Regions from separate parts of the Homo sapiens genome. Here region 1 is linked to region 2. A link is an interaction called in ENCODE POLR2A ChIA-PET data of the cell type or tissue named here. Cell type or tissue: K562. All regions are shown on one strand.

Evidence for each region. ChIA-PET counts read pairs that join two places held together with the same protein. Peaks named below come from ENCODE experiments on the same cell type or tissue, not always from the same donor. Only the 100,000 strongest peaks of a DNase experiment are listed, where the experiment ranks them.
Region 1: POLR2A ChIA-PET joins it to region 2 with 5 read pairs; 1 of 35 experiments calls an interaction of 5 or more read pairs at or near these places.

Annotation. Positions count from the first base shown.
Region 1 is chr22:20,398,031-20,406,030 of GRCh38, reverse strand. ZNF74 (zinc finger protein 74) reads right to left here. Exons shown (of 5, transcript NM_003426.4): 3 at 5,273-5,399; 4 at 4,659-4,754; 5 at 1-654. Among named protein-coding and RNA genes, the nearest start is that of ZNF74, 7.9 kb to the right of the region's middle. RefSeq lists cis regulatory regions at 649, 916 and enhancers at 565-734, 832-1,001. In K562, no CTCF peak of the experiment used is centred here; DNase peaks (open chromatin) are centred at 407, 2,120, 4,480, 5,948 and 3 weaker places.
Region 2 is chr22:21,828,868-21,836,867 of GRCh38, reverse strand. All of the region lies in intron 1 of MAPK1 (mitogen-activated protein kinase 1), which reads left to right. Among named protein-coding and RNA genes, the nearest start is that of MAPK1, 35 kb to the left of the region's middle. In K562, no CTCF peak of the experiment used is centred here; a DNase peak (open chromatin) is centred at 4,057.

The sequences.
Region 1 (8,000 bases), 1.4 Mb after region 2:
TGTAGGGCCGCTCGCCCGTGTGGATGCGCTGGTGCACGTTGAGGGACGAGTGGCAGCTGAAGGCCTTCCCGCACTCGCCGCAGAAGAAGGGCTTCTCGCCGGTGTGGATGCGCCGGTGCTCCAGAAGGTTGGTGCTCCAGGTGAAGGCCTTGCCGCATTCATCGCACTTGTAAGCCTTCTCCCGGCTGTGCCAGCGCCGGTGCAGCGTGAGGGAGGAGCTCTGGCGGAACGCCTTCCCGCACTCGCCGCACACGAACTCGCCCTCCCCGGCGCCCGCCCCGCGCTGCCGGCGCACCTGGGGGAACTTTTCTGGCTCACTTGGCGTGGAGGCGTTTTCCCCTGCACACAGTCTCGCGGGGGCCTTGGTTCTGCCCTCAGTGGCCTGGACGTTCTTGCGTGTGTCCAGCAAGGGTCCCCCCTCGGGAACGCGTTGCTGGGCGAAGAGGGGACACCTGAGGGGGAATTCCTCTACAGGGACGTCCCAGACCATGGCAGGTGCGGGCGCCCAGGGCGCAGCCTGACTCCTCTGCAGAGCACCTGCCTGGCGCCCCCACGCCTGCGCCCCGCCGAGGGGCCGCTCCATGATGGGCTCCTGGGCCGGTTCTTCTTTGCAAATGCCCTGCTGTTGAGAGGGCACCGCCTTCAGCTCCCATTCTGTAAGATATTGAAAATGATTTTCTGTGAGCAAGCGGAAACCTGGCCTAGAATTCAGATTTGAGAATTGGCCTGGAGATGCAGATAAGCCCAGAAAAGAGAGGAGAGGCCACCAGGGCCAAGGCTGGAAGGTGCAGGCAGAGAGAAGGGAGCGCCCAGGATGAGATGGGCAAGCAAGAGCGGGAAGAAGGGAGAGGAAGAACACGGAAGGAGCTACCAGAGAGCAAAGACCGGGAGAGGCGGAGAAGCCAAAGGAATCCCGGAAGGAACAGCTACAAGCACCAAGGGGGCTGAGAAAGGGGCAAGCTTGGGAGCTGTTGATGAGGATTACACTCATTCACGGACACGTCGGCTGACCGACTGCTCTGTATCAATACCATGGCAGGTGCTCGCAATACACAGGACAAATACATGTTTTTTGTTTGTTTGTTTGTTTTGAGACCGAGTCTCGCTCTGTCGCCCAGGCCGGAGTGCAGTGGCGCGATCTCGGCTCACTGCAAGCTCCGCCTCCCAGGTTCACGCCATTCTCCGGCCTCAGCCTCCCGAGTAGCTAGGACTAACAAATGAATTAAAAATTGTCTGTGGTGCCAAAAGGAAAAAAGGGCTCCCCACACCCCAGCGCTTCCCTTTAGAACACTGGGAATTGCAAATGCTTTCTCTGTCTCGAGACGCATGCAAACCTTTTCAGAAGCAAAATGAGCCTAGTCCAAGAGTCGAGTCCAAGATGTAACTTCCTGCTTGTCAAAAAGCTACAAGAGGCTGGGCGCGGTGGCTCATACCTGTAATCCCAGCACTTTGGGAGGTCAAGGTGGCGGATCACTTGAGCCCAGATCAAGACCAGCCTGGGTAACACAGTGAGACCCCTCTACAAAAAATACAAAATTAGCCAGGAATGATGGTACCTGTCTATAGTCCCAGCTACTCAGGAGGCTGAGGTGGGAGGATCACCTGAGCCTAGGGAGGTTGAGGCTTCGAGCTATGATCATGCAACCGCACCCCAGCCTGGGCAATAGAGGGATACCCTGTCTCAAAAAACAAACAAACAAACAAAACCCAAAAAGCTGTACTCTTCCTTTAGGTGAAGACAGTTGCCCTGTGTGCTGGGTTGGATGTGTCTCCTCTGTCAAAGGGGGAGGTTTCTTTCTCTCCTGTACACCACATCTGGTTAAACACTTATTCAATAAGAAGGCTTTCTTTCTTTTCTATCTCTATAGCAAGGTTTTCTGAGCTGGCAGGAGATTTTATTTCTAATTCTGTCCTCCCCAGGCTTAAAAGGGAGCAGTCTAGTGCAGCGGGCAGAGCTGCATGGTGGTGCTGCCTGTGGCCCCAACACATGCAGAAGAGCAGGGCAAGTGGAACTGGCCATGGCACACATGGCAGGTAGCCAGGTGGAGAGTGAACAGCATGTGCAGAAGCTCAGAGGTGAGACAGTAAGATGAAGACAAGACACGCAGAGGCAGGAAGGCTGAGAGGTGACCCTGGCAAGGTGGATGGGTTCGAGGTGACCAGATGCCTGACTCAGAGGGCAGCCGGGGAAGAAAGGCCTTTTGCACAGAGGGTGATGTGATCATATGGTGTCTTGACGGGGGGCGGGGGAAGCAGAGGGCGGGGACACAGTCTCGCTCTGTTGTCCAGGCTGCAGTGCAGGGGTGCAATCACAGCTCGCTGCAGCCTCCAACTCCTGGGCTCAAGTGGTCCTCCTGCCTTGGCCTCCCAAAGTGCTGGGATTAGATGTGTGAGTCCCTGTGCCTGGCATAATGGTTTGTCTTGAAGGTGGCTTTGGTGGTGTGTAAGGTGGTTGGAGCCAGCAGTTAGGGAGGCCAGTTAGGGAGGCCATCTGAATAATTCAGGTGAAAAATGGCAACTTCAGACTGGAACCAAGGCTGTGAAAATGAACAGGAAGCAGCAGATCTAAGAGCCATTTAGGTGCTAAAACTGATGGCCCTAGCTGTTGACTGAAGGTGGCAAGAGAGGAAATGGGGGAGAGGATGAGACCTCAGCAAACACCCAAGCCTGGGTGGATGGTGGAAGCTTTTATAAAGGAGGAGGAAGGGCCAGTTCCAAGTCTGGTTTTAGACATGCAAGCAGAGGCCCACGAGATGGTCAGTGACACAGGGCTGCAGCTCAGCTGGTGTTGCTATAGTGTAGACCACATCCACACCAAGTGAGAGGTAAGAGTCTAGGGAAGTTGCACAGAGCAGAGAGAAGAGGCCCAGGCCAGAAAAAAGTTGTTTTGGCAGCAATAGGGCCAACAACACAGCAGGGCACATTCATCTAAGGGATACTGTGCAATCAGTAAACATCACGTGAGGACGCTCACTATGCCATGGCCAGTGTGGTAGCCAGACTCCGGCGTGAGTGCTGTGCTTCCGAGGGTGCATAAGGCTTTATTTATTTATTTGTTTGAGATGGAGTTTAGCTCTGTCACACAGGCTGGAGTGCAATGGTGCGATCATGGCTCACTGCAACCTCTGCCTCCCGGGTTCAAGCAATTCTCCTGCCTAAGCCTCCAGAGTAGCTGGGATTACAGGTGCTCACCACCACGCCCAGCTAATTTTTTTTTTTTTTTTTTTTTGAGATGGAATTTCACTCTTGTTACCCAGACTGGAGTGCAATGGCACGATCTCAGCTCACCGCAACCTCTGCCTCCTGGGTTCAAGCGATTCTCCTGCCTCAGCCTCCCAAGTAGCTGGGATTACAGGCATGCACCACCATGCCCAGCTAATTTTGTAATTTTAGTAGAGACAGGGTTTCTCTATGTTGGTCAGGCTGGTCTCGAACTCCTGACCTCAGGTGATCTGCCTGCCTCGGCCTCCCAAAGTGTTGGGATTACAGGTGTGAGCCATCACGCCTGGCCACATGTAGCTTTAGAAGTCTATCCGCACACAGAGGAAGGGCCCAGAGGAATCAGTGACATGGTCAGTTATTAGAGAACCGTCATCTCTGGGTGGAAAGATTATGCAGGATTTCAGTAACCTTTCAGCCTCATTTTCAGTATATTCATATATGAATCAAACAAAAATATGAATTTTTTGAAACCTGTAATCTTGTTAAAGAGGACAAAGCAAGCATCAGAGGCTGGGGTGAGAAATAAAGACCAGAAAGCTGGGGCTGCAGCCACTGTTGCAGGTTGGGGCTGGGTGGTATGTGGCAGTGGAGGGGGATGGAGGAGGGGCTGCCTTCCCCGACCCCCGTGTTCTGTGCTCCACAGCTTATCGGCTGCCTTTCCCACAGAAAGGTGTTTCTCGAGCTTTCTAGACACCTAACATGCTCAGCAGTCACTGTCCAATAAATTAAGCCGAATTTACCACTTATTTATCAACCAACTCAGAAGAGAAGTCTACAAAAAGAATGTTGGAGAAGAAAAGCAGACTACCTTCTGCTCAACACCCACCCCAGTCCCCTTTCCCTTACGGAGGGCTGCCATCTTGGCCACAGCCTGGAAGCCCTCGCTGACGTTGACCCTGACCCTGACGCTGATGCTGACCCTAATGCTGATGCTGACTCTGACCCTGACGCTGATGATGGCCCTGACACTGATGCTCACACTGGCCCTGATGCTGATGCTCACGCTGGCCCTGACACTGATGCTGGCTCTGACCCTGACGCTGACGCTGGCCCTGATGCTGATGCTCATGCTGACCCTGACACTGACCAACGCCAGCTGCCCCTTCCCTGGTGGCCCCCTGCCCCCAATCCCACACCCCCGGCTGCCCAGCCAACACCAATGGCTCAATATTTCTATTCCTGCCTCCCCATCCCCATCAGCAGGTGACCATTTGGTCCCAGTGGCCAGGTTTGTTCCCTGTTGTATCCCAGAACAGGTCTCAGCACACAGGCAGTGCTCAGTACGTGCTGAAGGGAGGCAGGCAGGAGGGTCTGGCGGGGGACCTGAAAAGGGGAGATGGAGCCGGGGCAAACTGAGGGAGGAAAATAGGGGCCATAGGAGGAGGTGCCACCAGGGGTGCTGGGGCTGGCACCCTTCCACCTGTGCCTCTGCTCACCTGGACAGGGCCCTCTGGGGACTTCCCTCTGCATGCTCCATGGCTCCTCGCCTCGTTCCAGATGAGAGATCACATCTGGCTTGTGCAGTGGAGGTCCTGCTCGTGGAGAGAAAGTGGGCTGGGCATGCTGCAGCTCTCCAGGCCCAGTCGACCTTACAGGCCGCCCCCTAACAAGGACAATGCCTGTGAAGTGGACACCCTCTCTGGGAACAGGAGGTCCTCTGGGCCAAAAGCAGTGAGGGTCTCAGACTGGAACCCAAATCCCAGTGTATACTCTGAAGACCCCACGTGTGCTGACGTCCTTACTTCATTGCTTGAGGACTGTTCCAGAGCCAGCTGGGCTCCAGGGTCCCACCTTCTTCTCTTCTCTCCCTGCCCCTATCCCAGGACCAGGGGAAACACCAAGCAAGGATGCTACCAGCTCCCACGCTGTCCCTTGGGGACTTCTGGCGTGGCCGAGGCCCCTGGCCATGAGTGCCCCAAGGCACAGGCCTTGCTTCCCACCCCATGATATATCTGGCACCAGGGCCGGCACTGAAGGGATTCTCCTTAATATCTACCATGTAGAAGAAGGCTGACAGCCGACGCCCAGCCTGGGGCTGGGGGGATTTTACCTAGGGCAAGAAGGTTCTGGTAGTTCTCCAACATCACATCCCGGTACAAGGCCCTCTGAGGGGAGTCTAGTTGACCCCACTCCTCCTGGGTGAAGTCCACAGCCACATCCTTGAAACTCACCGATTCCTGAAATGACATATAGGTTCTCACCCAGGACTGATTCTGTGTCCATGGTTCCAAAGGAGCCAGAGATTGATTAAGGACCCTACAAGTAAAGGGTTAACCTCAGGTGACCTTCTCCCATGCCAGAAGGTTGTGCTGTAGACACTGACCATGACTGAATTCGGGGACCAGGGGCAGGGAGGGGGGCTGGGAATTGGCATGCATTCCCACACCACCTTCTAGATTGGGAAAGCAGGTCTGAATAGACACCACAGGGCCCTGGCAACTTGCGGTGGGACCCAGGGGCTGTACATGGCTGTTGTATCAGGCTCTAAGTCCTGGGTGAGATGCTATGCTTCCTGGAGTCAAGAATTTCAAACTTAAAAATTTGAGAGAATATTAATAGTACAAAAATCCCAGCAACTCTATTCAAAGCTCAGTAACGCAAAAGGATCCGATCCCAGACTAGAAACTGTTATTACACTCTAAGGAAGGAAACCTTGTATATATCAGCAAGTTCTGTGCCCCAAGGGACTAAGAGAGGCTACCTGCAGTCCTCACCTGACTGCCTTCCAATCCTTCCTGCCTGCTCCCCCTGGGCCTGGGCATCCTGGCCACCACCCAACTCCAGACTTGCTTTGATCCTTGAAAGGATCAAATAGATGCCAAGTAATTTCACTGCATCCCAGAACAAATCCCAGAAACAAGGAATTCCAAAAACCTACTCAACAAAGTAAAATTCACAATGTCCAGCATCCAATCAAATAACTAAAAGGTGAAAAATATTAATGAAATCAGAGGAATTAAGAGTATATTAGAACAGTATGTGTTTACCTCAAAAGAAGTCATTAAGGGAGGAAATGAGAAACAAAAAAGACATAAGACATAGAAAACTAATAGCAAGGCCGGGTGGGGTGGCTCACGCCTATAATCCCAGCACTTGGGAGGCCAAGGTGGCAGATCACCTGAGGTCAGGAGAATTGCTTGAACCCAAGAGGTGGAGGTTGCAGTGAGCCAAGATTGCGCCACTGCACTCCAGCCTGGGTGACAAGAGCCAAACTCTGTCAAAAGAAAAAAAAAAAAAGGACATGTAAATCCAACCATATTAATAATTACACTAAATGCGAATAGTTTAAACACTCCAATTAAAAGGTGGAGATTGTCAAACTGAATTCAAAAAGCAAGCTACAGAAACCCACTTTACATACAAAGATAGGTTAAAAGTGATAGGATAGAAAAAGATAAACCCTGCAAATACTAATTTAAAAAAAAAAAGCTCAAGTGCCTATAGTAATAGCAAAGTAGATTTCAGAGAGAGGACTATCAGAGACAAAGAGAATATTACATAATGATAAAACAGTTAATTCATTAAGAACTCATAGCAATCCTAAATATAAATGTATCTACTAAAAGAGCTTCAAAATACATAATGCAAAAACTGACAGAACAATTAAAAAACACCATCATTCAACTTGACTTAACTGATATTTACATAACACTCTAACCAACAAAGGCATAATACATATTTTTTCAAGGGCATGTGGAACATTTACCAAGATAAACCACACTCTGGGAAATAAAATAAATCTTGGTAGACTTGAAAGACTTTAAATCACACAAAGTTCATTCTTTGATGACAATAGAATTAAATCAGAAATCCATAATAGAAAGTTATCTGGAAAATGCCCTAAATATTAGGAAATGAAACAACACATTCTGAAATAACATATGGCTGAAGAATACATCACTAGGGAAATTAGAAGCTATTTTGAGCTGAATAAAAGTGAAAATGTGACATAACAAAAGTTGTAGGATATAGTTGAGGCAGTGCTTAGAAATTTACAACGCTGAATGCTATATGAGGAAAAAAGGTATCAAATCAATATCTATGTTTCAATCTTAAGACACTAAAGTAAGTAAAGTAAGTTTCAATCTTAAGACACCAAGGAGATAATAAGGATCAGAAATCTCTGAAATGGAAAACAGAAAATAGAGAAAAATCAATAAAACAAAAAAATTGTTTTTTGAAAAGATCAATAAAATTGACAAACATATATTTACTATATGGCTCAGCAATTTCACACCTAGGTATTTATGCAAGAGAAATTAAAATGCACAGCCATACGTGTACTCAAATATTTATAGCGGGTTTATTTGTAATAGCAAAAGCCTATGAGTAACCTAAATGTCCATCGGCTGGTGAATGGATAAGCAAACTGCGGAGCAGTTTGCTCCATCCAATGGAGCAATGGGATGAAATGTATACCCCTCACCTCAAATTCTTATGTCTCAATGCTTGGTAACTCCGAGAGAGGTTTTTTTTTTTTTTTTTTTTTTTTGAGACATGGTCTCACTCTGTCACCCAGGCTGGAGTACAGTGGTGCAATCTCAGCTCACTGCAACCTCTGCCTCCTGGGTTCAAGAGATTCTCCTGCCTCAGCCTCCTGAGTAGCTAGGACTACAGGCGAGAACTAACGCCCAGCTAAATTTTTGTATTTTTAGTAGAGACAGGGTTTCACCATGTTGGCCGGCTGGTCTTGAACTCCTGACCTCAAGTGTTCCACCCACCTCAGCCTCCCAAAATGCTGGGGTTACAGGCGTGAGCCACTGCACCCGGCCTGGAGA
Region 2 (8,000 bases):
GAGACAGCCTCACTTTGTTGCCCAGGCTAGAGTGCAATGGCATGATCATGGCTCACTGCAGCCTCGATCTCCTGGGCTCAGGTGATTCTACCACCTCAGCCCCCCAAGTGGCTGGGACCACAGGCGCACACCATCACCCCAGATAATTTTTTTTTTTGAGACGGAGTCTCGCTCTGTCGTCCAGGCAGGAGTGCAGTGGCGCGATCTCGGCGCACTGCAACCTCTTGCCTCCTGGATTCAAGCGATTCTCCTGCCTCAGCCTCCTGAGTAGCTGGGATTACGGACGCGTGCCACCACACCCGGCTACAGATAATTTTTTTGTATTTTTTGTAGACACTGGGTTTCTCCATATTGCCCAGGGCTGATCTCGAACTTCTGGGCTCAAGGGATCCACAGCGTCAGCTTCCCAAAGTGCTGGGATTACAGGCATGAGCCACCACGTCCACCCCTACATTTTTTTTCTCCCCCCAGATGTATACTTTTAAGTTCTGTTTTTGTTTTTGTTTGTTTGTTTGTTTGAGTCTCACTCTGTCGCCCAGGCTGGAGTGTGGTGGCACAATCTTGGCTCACTGCAACCTCCGCCTCCTGGGTTCAAGTGATTATCCTGCCTCAGCCTCCCAGGTAGCTGGGACTACAGGCATGTACCACCACACCTGGCTAATTTTTGTATTTTTAGTAGAGACTGGGTTTTTCTGTGTTGGCCAGCCTGGTCTCGAACTCCTGACCTCAAGTGATCTGCCTGCCTCAGCCTCCCAAAGTGCTGGGATTACAGGTACAAATTGCTACACCCGGCCTGTATACTTTTAAATTCTTTAGTGTAGGGCCTCTGTCTTGAGTGCTTATCAGCTTTTCGCTGGTGAAGTGGGTTGGCCAGGATAAAAAGTATCATCAAGATGCCATTTCTCTCTTCTTCCCCATCCCAACTCCCAGAGCTGATCTGTCTCCCTGCTCCAGGCTTTCATGCCCTGTTTTGATTACTGTCAGCTTTCCAGAGTGAAGGGATCTCTCTTTTAAGTGTTAGCTCCTGAAATAATGATCTGAGAAAAGGGATTTTTGTTTGAAGGGACCATGCTTTTTTTTTTTTTTTTTTTGGACATAATTTACCTACCAGAGAAAAGAAAAACTTCACCTTTAAAAAGAATATAATTTAGTTGTTTTCAGTATATATTCACAAAGTTTTGGAACCACCACCACTGTCTAATCCCAGAACATTTTATTACCTCAAAAAGCAACCCCATTCCCATGAGCAGTCACTCTCCATTTCTTCCCTCCCCCAGCGTGTAGCAGCCAGCCTCTGTGTCCTTTAACAATGTAGAACCAGCCCTACTTGACTCTGAGTGTGCAGGTATTCTTTTGCACTCTTGTTTGCTTACATTTCTGCATGCATTTTACTATTTTGTATCAGGATTTATTTATTTATGTATTACTGTTTGGCATTGATTTCATAACATCAATTTCGAGAGTAATCATTGTTGATTTTTATTTTTTTGGCTGGGTCCGGGTATGTGTCTTCTCATTCTCTTCCTGCATCCTAGATCTTTCTTTTTACTTCTTCCTGCTATTTATTTCTTTAGTTAGTTTTAGAGACAGGGTCTCTGTTGCACAGGCTAGACTGCAGTGATCATAGCTGGGTGATTCTGGGTCCCTTCCTCCCTCAGTTCAGCCTCTCGAGTAGCTGGGACTACAGGCAGGAGCCATCACACCCAGCTAATTTTTAAAATGTTTCGTGTTGATGGAGACTGCTTTCTGTGTTGCCCAGGCTGGTCTGAAACTGGTAGGGGCAAGCCATCCATCTGCGTCAGCTTCCCCAAATGCTGGGATTACAGGTGCGAGCCATCATGCCTGACTTCTTGTGGGTTTTTGATTCTGTGAAGCCATCTCCTTTTCTCTTGAGCCTTGATGGTTTGTACTTAACACTCTCAGCTCCTTCCTGGGCTGCCCTTTAAAATTTGCTTGCTGTGTTCCTTGCAGTTGAGTCTTATCTTTGTTCTTTGTTTATAATGTGTTTATTTTCTTGGGTTTTGAAGGCAGCATTCTGTACCATTTCTCAGCTTAGCTCTTCCCAGAGTTCTGTTGTGTAGGATTTTCTGGGCACATTCTTGTATAATGGAAAGAACATAGAATTCAGAAGAATGAATAAGGGTTAATCCTAGCTCTGTTTTTGGGTGACTGGCTAAGTCACCTCGACTCTATGGTAGGACTTTTAACTATTTTAAAGTCCTATGTAGTTATCATGTTCTAAAAATTAGCATGCAGATAGATAGATAGATAGATAGATAGATAGATAGATAGATAGAGTTTTTTGTTTTTTGTTTTTGTTGTTGTTTTGTTTTGAGACAGAGTCTCGCTCTGTCGCCCAGGCTGGAGTGCAGTAGCGCGATCTTGGCTCACTGCAGCCTCTGCCTCCCTGGTTCAAGTGATTCTCCTGCCTCAGCCTCCCAAGTAACTGGGATTAAAGGCATGCAGCACCATGCCTGGCTAATTTTGTATTTTTAGTAGAGGTGGGGTTTTGCCATGTTGGTCAGGCGGGTCTCGAACTCCTGACCTCAGGTGATCCACCCGCCTCGGCCTCCCAAAGTGCTGGGATTACAGGTGTGAGCCACCGCACCCAGCTTCATAATTTTTATGCCTAATGAAATATAAGGAAAACTGGGCAGGCCTGGTGGCTCACGCCTGTAATCCCAGCATTTTGGGAGGCCAAAGCAGGTGGATCACCTGAGGACAGGGGTTCGAGACCAGCCTGACCACTCTGTCGCTACTGAAAAATATAAAAATTAGCTGAGTGTGGTGGCGGGCACCTGTAATCCCAGCTACTCAGGAGGCTGAGGGGGGAAAATCACTTGAACCCGGGAGGCAGAGGTTGCAGTTAGCCAAGATTGCACCACTGCACTCTAGCCAAGGCGAGATTCTGTCTCCAAAAAAAAAAAGGAAAAGAAATATAAGGAAAACTAATGCAGAGTTTACAGTTATCAACAAAAAGAATAAGAATGATAATGATTATTAAATTTAATTATTTAAGGGCCAGGTGCGGTGGCTCACACCTGTAATCCCAGCACTTTGGGTGGCCAAGGCAGGCAGATCACTTGAGGCGAGGAGTTCCAGACCAGCCTGCCCAACATGGTGAAACCCTGTCTCTACTAAAAATACAAAAAAATTGCGGGGTGCCTGTAATCCCAGCTACTTGGGTGGCTGAGACAGGAGAATTGCTTGAACCTGGGAGGCGGAGGTTGCAGTGACCCGAGGTTGCGCCACTGCATTCCAGCCTGGGTGACAGAGCAGGACTCCATCTCAAAAAAAAAGGTAATTATTTAAAATTATATTAAAATAATGAAAAAAGTGAGATTGGAGATGAAAGTGATAAAAATCTAGATGGCAGTGACACTGTTTGTATTGAATTTATGAAACAAGTTCACGTACCTGTTCATCCAAGTAACCTTATATGTGAGATAAGTATTCTTTACATTTTACAGAGGAAGATACTGAGGTTCAGTGAGGTTAAGATAATTGCCCGAGGTTACAAGCACAGAGCTGTGATACAATACAAGAACTTGAATTCAGGTTTCAGGACTTCCAAGACCAAGGCTTTGTATCTTGACCCAAAATAAAAGTTGAATAGTTTGAAGGTTATTTCTTCAAATATACTCTATCACTTAAGTAGGTTTTCGGGAGTGAGCGAAGACGGCACAAGTTTGAACATTCGTCCTGGAGATCATCTGTTACTCTGAATGTATCGTGGGTTAGTGTTGTGGGCATGGCTGCTATCTGGGGGCAGGTTGAAAAGCTGCCACATTGCCACTGTCATCCTACGGAATACTAGTTAAGCAGAATTATGAGTTCTTGTGAAATTACTCAAATTTTTTATTTCTCAAGTTACAGTGGAAATCTTATTTCTGAAATTTCTTTTCTTTTCTTCCCATATTGTCTCCTCATTTGCACTCTTGAGCAGTAAATACATCTGTTCCAAACACAAGCAAAGACCTAGACAGAGAAATAACTGCCAGAGTCAGTGGCAGTGTTGCAGCTTTTCAACCTGCCCCCAGATAACAGCCACGCCCACAACACTCACCCACTGCATATTCAGAGTAACAGATGATCTGCAGGACGACTGCTGAAACTCCTGCTGCCTTCACTCACTCCAGAAAACCTACTGAAGACCTGAGGAATGGAGGACTAGATTGAAGAATTGGGAAGTCACTGAGAACCAAGGCAGTGCCTCTGTCATTCTCTGTGGAGCAGCAGGCCTTGTTTCTGCAGTCCAGATCTGTCTACTACTTGGCTCCTCTCTGCAGAATGAAGTCTGGGTGCATGTGGCCCATCCCAGCATTCCCAGTTATGCAACCAGATACTCTTCTGCCAGCCAGCCTGGCCCCTTGGAGTCTCTGTGCTCCAGCTCCAGGCTGTCTGAGAAGAGGAGCTAGTTGGCCCAGCTCTACCTTAGAATGGATTCTTGTCTGGGCTGGGTAGTACCTCATCAGCTGTGGCCAGGAGCAATACTCTCAACAGCACAGACAAAAGGGGACAGATCCCTATTGGGTAAAGGTGATGTGGGCTGGGGTAAGTACCCTGAGAGGTGTCTGTCACAGAAAACTGCCTGAGAGAACTTTGTCAAAGTTCTGGGCTCCACTCTCCAGGGGTTTTGTTCAGTCAATAGGTATAAAATAGAAACTAAGTGTCCACTTGTTTAAAAAGCTCCCTGGATGAGTCTGATGCCTCTTCAGATTTAGAAATCACTTTACTCTAATACGTGTAAATAAATTAATATGTATTTGTGTTTGCATGAGGAAATAATGGAAAGATAAGCAACTAATAAAAATGGGTAATGGGTGGAGATTGATGAGGCTGTTGAGGATGAGGGAGCAGGTTCTTTCACACACACACACACACACACACACACACACACATTTTAACCAACTTAAAAATTTAAAGAAACACTTCAGCTTAACAATTAGAAATCAGATTCAAAACAATGATTTTAAAATTGAAGATACTGAGGTCCAGAAGGTGCACTGTATCTGGGACCAGGTTTCTCATCTGTGAAGTAATTCCAGTTTTTGGTATCAGTCACTTAAATGTAATTTATTTTTTCTCATCAGCATAATCCCATAGAAGTTCATACTGGTAGGCAGGAGAAGAAGGGAATAGATCCCAAAGGGAATTGGAAGAATTTGGGTTCTATTGCTTTGTCTTTGTTCTGTAGAGAAGGTACTTCCACAGTAGACCCAAAACCATGAGATATGGGCCCAGGACAAAGTGAGCTGAGAAGAAAAGGGTTGGTGCAGTGACTCTCCATCTTAGTTGAACTTTAGAATCACCTGGGGTCCTTTACAAAATAAAATCCCAATTCATACACACATATACACACAGTCTAGGACAGTTATTCTTAGGGTTTTTTTTGTTGTTTCGAGACAGGGTCTTCCTCAAACTCCTGGGCTAAAGCAGTCCTCCTGCCTTAGCCTCCCAAATAGCTGGGATTACAGGTGTGAGCCACTGCATTTGGCTCGTCTGATTTTTTTGTTTTTGTTTGTTTGTTTGTTTGCTTGAGATGGAGTTTTGCCCCTGTTGCCCATGCTGGAGTGCAGTGGCGCAATCTTGGCTCACTGCAACCTCTGTCTCCCAGGTTCAAGCGATTCTCCTGCCTCAGCCTCCCAAATAACTGGGATTACAGGCGCTTGCCATCGTGCCCAGCTAGTTTTTTGTATTTTTAATAGAGATGGGGTTTCATCATGTTGGCCAGGCTGGTCTCCTGACCTCAGGTGATCCATCCGCCTCAGCCTCCCAAAGCACTGGGATTACAGGCGTGAGCCGCTGCACCTGGACTTGTCTGAGTTTTTTCATGATTAGAATGAGATTATGCATTTTTAAGTGTGTTGTGCTCTTCTCAGCACATCATATCTGAGAATTCATGATGTTGCTGTGTCTTAGATGTTAATCATTTGGTTAAGGTGGTGGTATCTGCCTGTTTATCCTTTTACGACTATTATCGTAGACATCTTAGGGGATGTACTCTGAGACTGTGATCAATTTTACTCACTGATTTTAGCATCCATCCATGGGTCTTGTCTGAAACTTATTATTGTGGTTTTTGCCTAATTCTGATTTTTTTCCCCAATTTCCTTCATTCCTTCTGTATTAATTGGAGTGCATCTGTAAGGAAGAACTATCCTCCCTCTCATTTATTCACTTATTTATATAGGTGTGGATGCATGGATATGTGTTTTATTCTATGGATTTAGTCTAATACTGTGATTTATTTTGTTGCTCAGATTGTTACAATTTCAACTTTAGTTTGCTCTTTCAGGTTGGCCTCTAGGCCCTTTCAATATGCTTTTGTATTTTTTTTTTTTTTTTTTGAAATGGAGTTTCGCTCTTGTTGCCCAGGCTGGAGTGCAATGGTGCAATCTTGGCTCACTGGAACCTCCACCTCCCGGGTTCAAGTGATTCTTGAACCTCAGCCTCCTGAGTAGCTAGGATTACAGATGCCCGCCACCACGCCTGGCTAATTTTTTTATTTAGTAAAGGAATTTATTTAGTAAAAGAGGAGTTTCACCATGTTGGCCAGGCTGTTCTCAAACTCCTGACCTCAAATGATCCACCCACCTCGGCCTCCCAAAGTGGGATTACAGCCTGGCTGTCAATATGCTTTTAAGTGTGCTCATTGCTACTGGGTGTCACTGCTTCTAAGTCTTCTCAGCAGACAGAACTAGGAAAATAGGCTTATGTATACTCAGCTACATATTACACATGTATCTATGTTTATTTCTGTGTATGTCTGTGTATATGTTAGAAATTATGAGTTCATACTGATATCTCATTCTAATCCAACACTGTGTGGTTTATTTTAGCCTTCCCTCTTATTTGTAATTATTTTGCCAACCTGGCTGTCATTATCCTTCATTTTTTTAAACTTACTTTTTCAGTCAGTACCACTGTCTACATGAATTAGTGTCAGAATTGCTAACTCACATCTTTGTGAGAAACAAATTTACTTACTAGGTAGCAGCATTTGTGTTACAGTTCTTTATGCCTTTAGCTTTACAATATCCAGTCAAAATAGGTTTTCAAAGTTTCTTCCTCATGCCCTTCAGTGTGGTTATGTTATTCCTTTGTAACGCAGTTAGATTCACTTGTTACTGTTTGTATTCTGGGTTCTTTAATTTTTTTGGTATGCGCTACATTACTCTGGTTTTGAGTCATCTATACACAAAGATATACTCAGAGAAATATCACTCCTTCCTTATCCCTACCATCCATTCCCATTTCGTTTTATCCCTTTCCCACCTATCCCCTGTAGGTAGCTGATCTCTTTAGTTTCTGGTTTATCCTTCCTGTATTTCTTTTGTACAAATAAGCAGATATATGTATATGTTCTTATTGCCCATTTCTTATATGAAGGATAGCATAGTCTAAATCTTGTACTTTGGTTTTTTCACTTAACAATATATCTTGGAATTCATTCTGTGTCTGTTCTTAGACATCTTAGAATGATTTTCATTCATTTTTACTGCTGCATAGTACTCCATGTGGATATAACATAGTGTCTTCAGTCTCCTCCAATGTGTGGGCATTTAGATTGTTTCCAGTATTTTGCAATTACAAATAGTGCTACTGTGGATAATCTTGTACATATGTTTTTTCATATCATTGGAGGTGTACCTTCAGAGTAGATTCTTAGAAGTAGGATTGCTGGGTTAAAAGATGTACACATATATAATTTTGTTAGGTATTGCCCAGTTCCCCTCCAGAAGAGTTGTACAGTTTGCATTCCCACCAGCCATATATGAAAACTACCTGCATATGTTTTAAAACACATACAGATGAATGATTATCAGTTTTGTTTAGGGTCTTCCTTTCCTTCTGCAATTCCTCTTCTATCATGACAGGTTGCAAAAGAAACTAACTGCAACTTTTTCATGAAAAGAAGTAAAATTAGTTTTCCAGAGCTGACTGAAGATTTTCTTACTGGCATTTTAAAGTTATAATTATGTATTACATTTTTCCAC